2 separate regions of the Homo sapiens genome follow, and region 2 is linked to region 1. Evidence: chromatin loops called from intact Hi-C (ENCODE). Cell type or tissue: heart left ventricle. All regions are shown on one strand.

Evidence for each region. A loop is a pair of places that touch in the nucleus more often than their neighbours do. Peaks named below come from ENCODE experiments on the same cell type or tissue, not always from the same donor. Only the 100,000 strongest peaks of a DNase experiment are listed, where the experiment ranks them.
Region 2: a loop joins it to region 1, with 2.4 times the contacts of the local background. A loop is called at or near these places in 21 of 110 quality-filtered maps.

The regions. Positions count from the first base shown.
Region 1 is chr4:5,838,995-5,841,494 of GRCh38, reverse strand. It overlaps CRMP1 (collapsin response mediator protein 1), which reads left to right. Exons shown (of 14, transcript NM_001014809.3): 8 at 67-187; 9 at 1,817-1,973. Among named protein-coding and RNA genes, the nearest start is that of CRMP1, 53 kb to the left of the region's middle. In heart left ventricle, no CTCF peak of the experiment used is centred here; DNase peaks (open chromatin) are centred at 1,232 and 1,644; H3K4me3 peaks cover 847 bases; H3K27ac peaks cover 271 bases.
Region 2 is chr4:5,978,949-5,981,448 of GRCh38, reverse strand. C4orf50 (chromosome 4 open reading frame 50) reads left to right here. Exons shown (of 12, transcript NM_001364689.3): 7 at 1,111-1,275. Among named protein-coding and RNA genes, the nearest start is that of C4orf50, 38 kb to the left of the region's middle. In heart left ventricle, a CTCF peak has its summit at 1,249 (motif pointing right); no DNase peak of the experiment used is centred here; H3K27me3 peaks cover 1,885 bases.

The DNA.
Region 1 (2,500 bases):
AATGGAGATGGGTGGTAGCTGTTACACCAGCCTTCCCTCCTGTGACACTGTGTGTGCCGTGTTCAGCTGGAGGCCGAGGCGGTGTTCCGGGCCATCACCATTGCGGGCCGGATCAACTGCCCTGTGTACATCACCAAGGTCATGAGCAAGAGTGCAGCCGACATCATCGCTCTGGCCAGGAAGAAAGGTATGCAGCCGGCCCTGGGCCTTCTGGGGGCAGCTGGGGCCTGGAAGGGGGTGTCCTGCAGGTTCAAGTTCACTCCCTCCCGAACTCAGACAGGCAGCCGGAGGAGGGAGGGGTGGAGCGGGGATGCTCCTGACACAAGGATGGTGGCTGGAATTCTTTGGTCCCAATGACCTTAGGATATTCACCTCGATAAGCTCAGCTCCATTTAAAGAGAATTTTAATAATATATTATGTTTAATCTAATGGATCCACATATTAATTCAGCATGTCATCAATGTAAAAATCATTAATATTTTGCATGATGTTTTCTGTACTCTCTTCAAAATTCAGTATCTTACATGTACACAACTCAGTTCAGACTAACCACAGCCTCAGGTTATTGGTGGCCACATGCGGCTCAGGACTGCCTTATTGGACAGAGCAGCTGTGGACCCCAAATATGTTGTTTTAGTGTTTTTAAGGGCAAGCTGACAAGTAGAGGCTAGAACAGCACAGCTTGCCTGAAACTAGCTCCATTTTGAAGATAAGGAAACCGGGGCTCAGAGAGGTTACAGAAATCTGGAAGCGGTACCAGCCGGGAGCGGGTAAGCAGGCAGGTTCTGGAGCTACAGGAAGCCATAAGGTAGCCACTAACCACACGTGGCTATCTAAATTTAAATTAAGTAATGTTAAGTAAAATGAACAAGTTAGTTTCTCAGTGGCACCAGCCACACCAGCTTAACAGCCACATGTGGCCGGTGGTTGCTGGTTGGGCAGCTGTGATACAGGGCACCCCCCTCGCTGCAGAAAGCGCTGCTTGATGGGCTGCCCTAGAGCCGGGCAGAGCTTGCAGCTGCCTCTCCTACTGGGCAGCAGGTGGCCTCAGGCGAGGGCAGCAGGGGGTCTCGGGCCACATCTCTTGCCCTTGGTCTCTAATGCAAAGATCTTTCCTGGGGAGCCCGAGCCTCTGCCTGCAGGCTTTTCTGGAAGAAGCCCGCCAGGCCGACTCCTTGAAAGACAAGCAGGAACTTCTGGGAAGTTAGTGCTCGGGAAGCCGCCCTCCGGCACTGGGCTGACAGAAACACATCCAACTCCCTTTCCCCTGGGGTGGGAGGACCCTGAGGCGTGTTCCCGAGCAGGACTGAGTGCCAGGGCCCTCAGCTGTGCCTCGATGAGAAATCTCCCTTTATTGGCTGCTTTCCCTGCCTTATGTCACTTCCTCAATCCCCAGCCAGTGTTTCCTGGAATCACCTCCCAAATAAGACTCTTGAACTAGATTCCTAAGATCTGCTTCTGGCAGAACCCTAACTGAGAGAGTAAATCGTGTCTCCATGGCTTGGCTTACAAATCTATAAAAGGACATAATAATGTCCAAATCGTAAAAGCAACAGCCATATCCACAGGTTGCTGGGTGAGTCAGCTGCCGTACGCCCCATGGAGCGCGTGGCGGGGCGCCGACAATGTGGTGGAGCTGGGCCCGGACACCCAAGGTCCCTGCGGTGCAGGCGGTGATGCCTGCAAGAACGGTGGCCAGTGTTCTGGCCTTCAGCCAGCCCCGTTCTCCCTCCACAGTCTTCCAATTTTGTGCCTTTGACATCTGCCTCAAGAGAGTATTTGCTTTTAACCAGGCTTATGTTTTCCCCTCCTAAGGGCCCCTAGTTTTTGGAGAGCCCATTGCCGCCAGCCTGGGGACCGATGGCACCCATTACTGGAGCAAGAACTGGGCCAAGGCTGCGGCGTTCGTGACTTCCCCTCCCCTGAGCCCGGACCCTACCACGCCCGACTACTTGACCTCCCTACTGGCCTGGTGAGACCTGTGAGAACGTGGGGCTGGGGGAGGCAGCTGGGGCCTTTGGAGGCAGAGAGTTAATGGTGGGAATCCGCAGGCTGGTTTGGACTCATGATTGTAGAGGAGGCTCTGCCCCGTGCTCTGCAAGGACTGCGCTCATATGGCTTACAACAGGCCCTCACGGACCTGAAGATCTGTGGCATCCAGTGACTGTTCCATTCACATCAATTGACCACCTCCTGTTGAGCCAACCTACTGTTAAGCACCTGCTCTGTGGCAGGCACCATGGTGTATCGGGAAGCACTCAGGATCAGGGATGGAGACAAGGCTGTGTCACCCCGGACCTGGCACGTCACCCGTGACATCTCTCTGTCTCCCTCGTTTTACTCAAAGTGGAAGCAGACAGTACCTGTGGCAGAGCTGCCTATGGGACAGTGCAGGAAAAGGACCTGGAACCGAGTGCTCCAGAAGTGGCCGCTGCTGCCTGCAGCACACTTGCTGTGGTGCACGCACACTGTGGAGCCCAGCACCTCAGCCCCTTCCCT
Region 2 (2,500 bases), 140 kb before region 1:
TGGACAACAAAAGCGAAACTCCATCTCAAAAAAAAAAAAAAAAAAAGATACTCACTTTGTTCACCTGGAAATACCCCCTGATGATCTCAGGGAAAGCATCAGAGGTATGTCTAAGTATTTATGTACAAGGGCCTTTGTCACAGTTCCAATTATAACAGCAAGATGTTAGAATAATCCGAGTGTTCAGCACGGCCACAGGAGGCTGCGTATATACTAATAACAGCATTTTCAACATTATTTGGTAATATGGAAAAACGCCCAGAACACGGTGTTAAGGGAGAAAAGCAGAAAACAAATATATCATATTTTAAATTTTATATAGAAAATCTGTGTTAGTATGTATGTTTATGTGTGCTTGTGTGTATATATGTATGTGAGTTATTTAAAAAAATAAGAATTTAGACTTCAAAACCATTTGGGGGCAGTAGCACCTCTCCCATTTTGCCACACTTCCCACAATGCAAAGCCAGCCTGTTCCCTCTCACTGTCCTTCCTCCCAGAAATTCCCTTTGGCATCTGAATGAAACCCGCTAATCTCATGTTAGATCCAAGAAGAGTGACAGGCAATTGTGTATTCATTTAAGAAAAGTGCCTGTGGGAGACACAGTATCTTCTGTTTCATATAAATATATTATGCTTTAGCATAATAGGCATCTCATAATTTGATTGGAACATTCAATTTCACTCATCACACTGTTTCAGTATAACAGTGACTGGCATCTATTACAGCAGATTCTGGAATGCCACCCCACTGCACATATTTTTGAAGCTAATATTCCAGGCTGTTATTCTGGGACTCTCCAGGCCCTCCCCAACACCCACCTCCGGAAACCAAGCAGAACCACCCACTCCTATACATGCACGTGTCTAGGGACTTAGCAGGAAATCTGCAGAAAATCTATGGATAATAAAGATTCTACAGGATAATCAGATTGGGAGTGATTTCTGCTACCTTATCTTCTAAAACTTACTGTAAGAGAAATATAAGCAGGAAAACAACAACAACAAAAAAAAAAACTACGGAGTGGGGAAACGGGTACCGTTTGTTGGCTAAGGCAAATTGCTTGAAGGATAACCTAAACATTTCATTCAAATCTGTGATTTCCGCAGCTCCGGGACTCAGAGGCCGAGGTTACTGAGGAGGATCCCAGGCTGCGGGCCCAGCAGCTCCATCACCGGGTGCTGACCCTGCAGTGCCAGCTCAGGGACCAGGGCGCTGCCCACCAGGCGTCTCTGGACGAGGCCACCCGCCTCCAGGAGGAGCTCCAGGCCAAGGTGTGGGAAGTGCTTTCTTTCCCCTCTTGTCAGCCAGGGCTCCCACACCCCGGGGCGTTTTGGGAGTGAACAAAGATTTGCTGAGGTCTTCTTGACCCAGCCAGTTGGGAGCAGGTACTGGATTTTTAAAGTATAAGGCAGTACCAGGAAAAAAAAAACAACAAAAAACCACAGGCTCTATGATTGCTTCCCTGTTAAATTTAAAAAATGCACATATGTGGTTTCTTTAAAAAGTCAAGCAGGCTTACAGTGTCATATAAATAAAAGTCAAAGCCTTTCCTCTGTCAGAGGGAAGTAGGCGTGACTATGATACAGTGGTGCAGGTGCAAACCTATACAGGTACCAGAATTGCACGGGACTTAACACGCAGACACACACGTTTAAAACTGGAGAGATCTGAAAAAGATCAGTGAATTGTGGCCATTTCAATTCCTGGTTGTGACATGACACTATAGTTTTGCAAAATATTCCCACTGGGGGAAACCGGGCAAAATGTTCAAGGTACACTCCAGCCCAGGTGACAGAGCAAGACCCTGTCTCTAAAAAACATGTACAAGAGGGCTCTGTATTATTTCTTACAACTGTCTGCAAATCTTAATCATCTAAAATATAAAAGCTTTCCTTCTCCTCAACCTTAACATTTTCTGACTTCCAATATTTTTTCAACTCTACCACCCACTTTCTGAATGTGTGTGTATGTGTACATGTTTGAAATTATACTGTACAAAACCATGCTGCATCTTCATTTTGTCATTTAATTAAGAATCTTGTGGCATTTTCATATCAACACATGCAAAGTGAACTCATTCCTTTAAAATCGTGTGTATTATGTCATCATGAGGCCAAATCATAACTTATTTAATCAATTTTTCTGTTTGTGGAAATTCAAGTTGTTTCCATTTCTTTGCATTACAAACACAGCTCCAATGAACATTTTTATTTCTCTCTCGGCATATACTTCTGCTGTATATCTAAATGGCAAATTTCTAGCAAAAGAAAGGATATATAAATCATTAACTGTGATAGGTAATGGCAAGTAACCCTCCAAAATGATAGCATCATTTATACTCCCACTAAGAAGAAACAAGTCTACTCATTTGCCCATAACTCGTTATCCTGAATGTTAGCAACTTTACAATTGTTGGACAAGTCAATGGATGAAAAATACAGCCTCAGCATTACGGTATAATTTCCAGCTCTTCTCCCATGTGTTCTTTGTAAGATC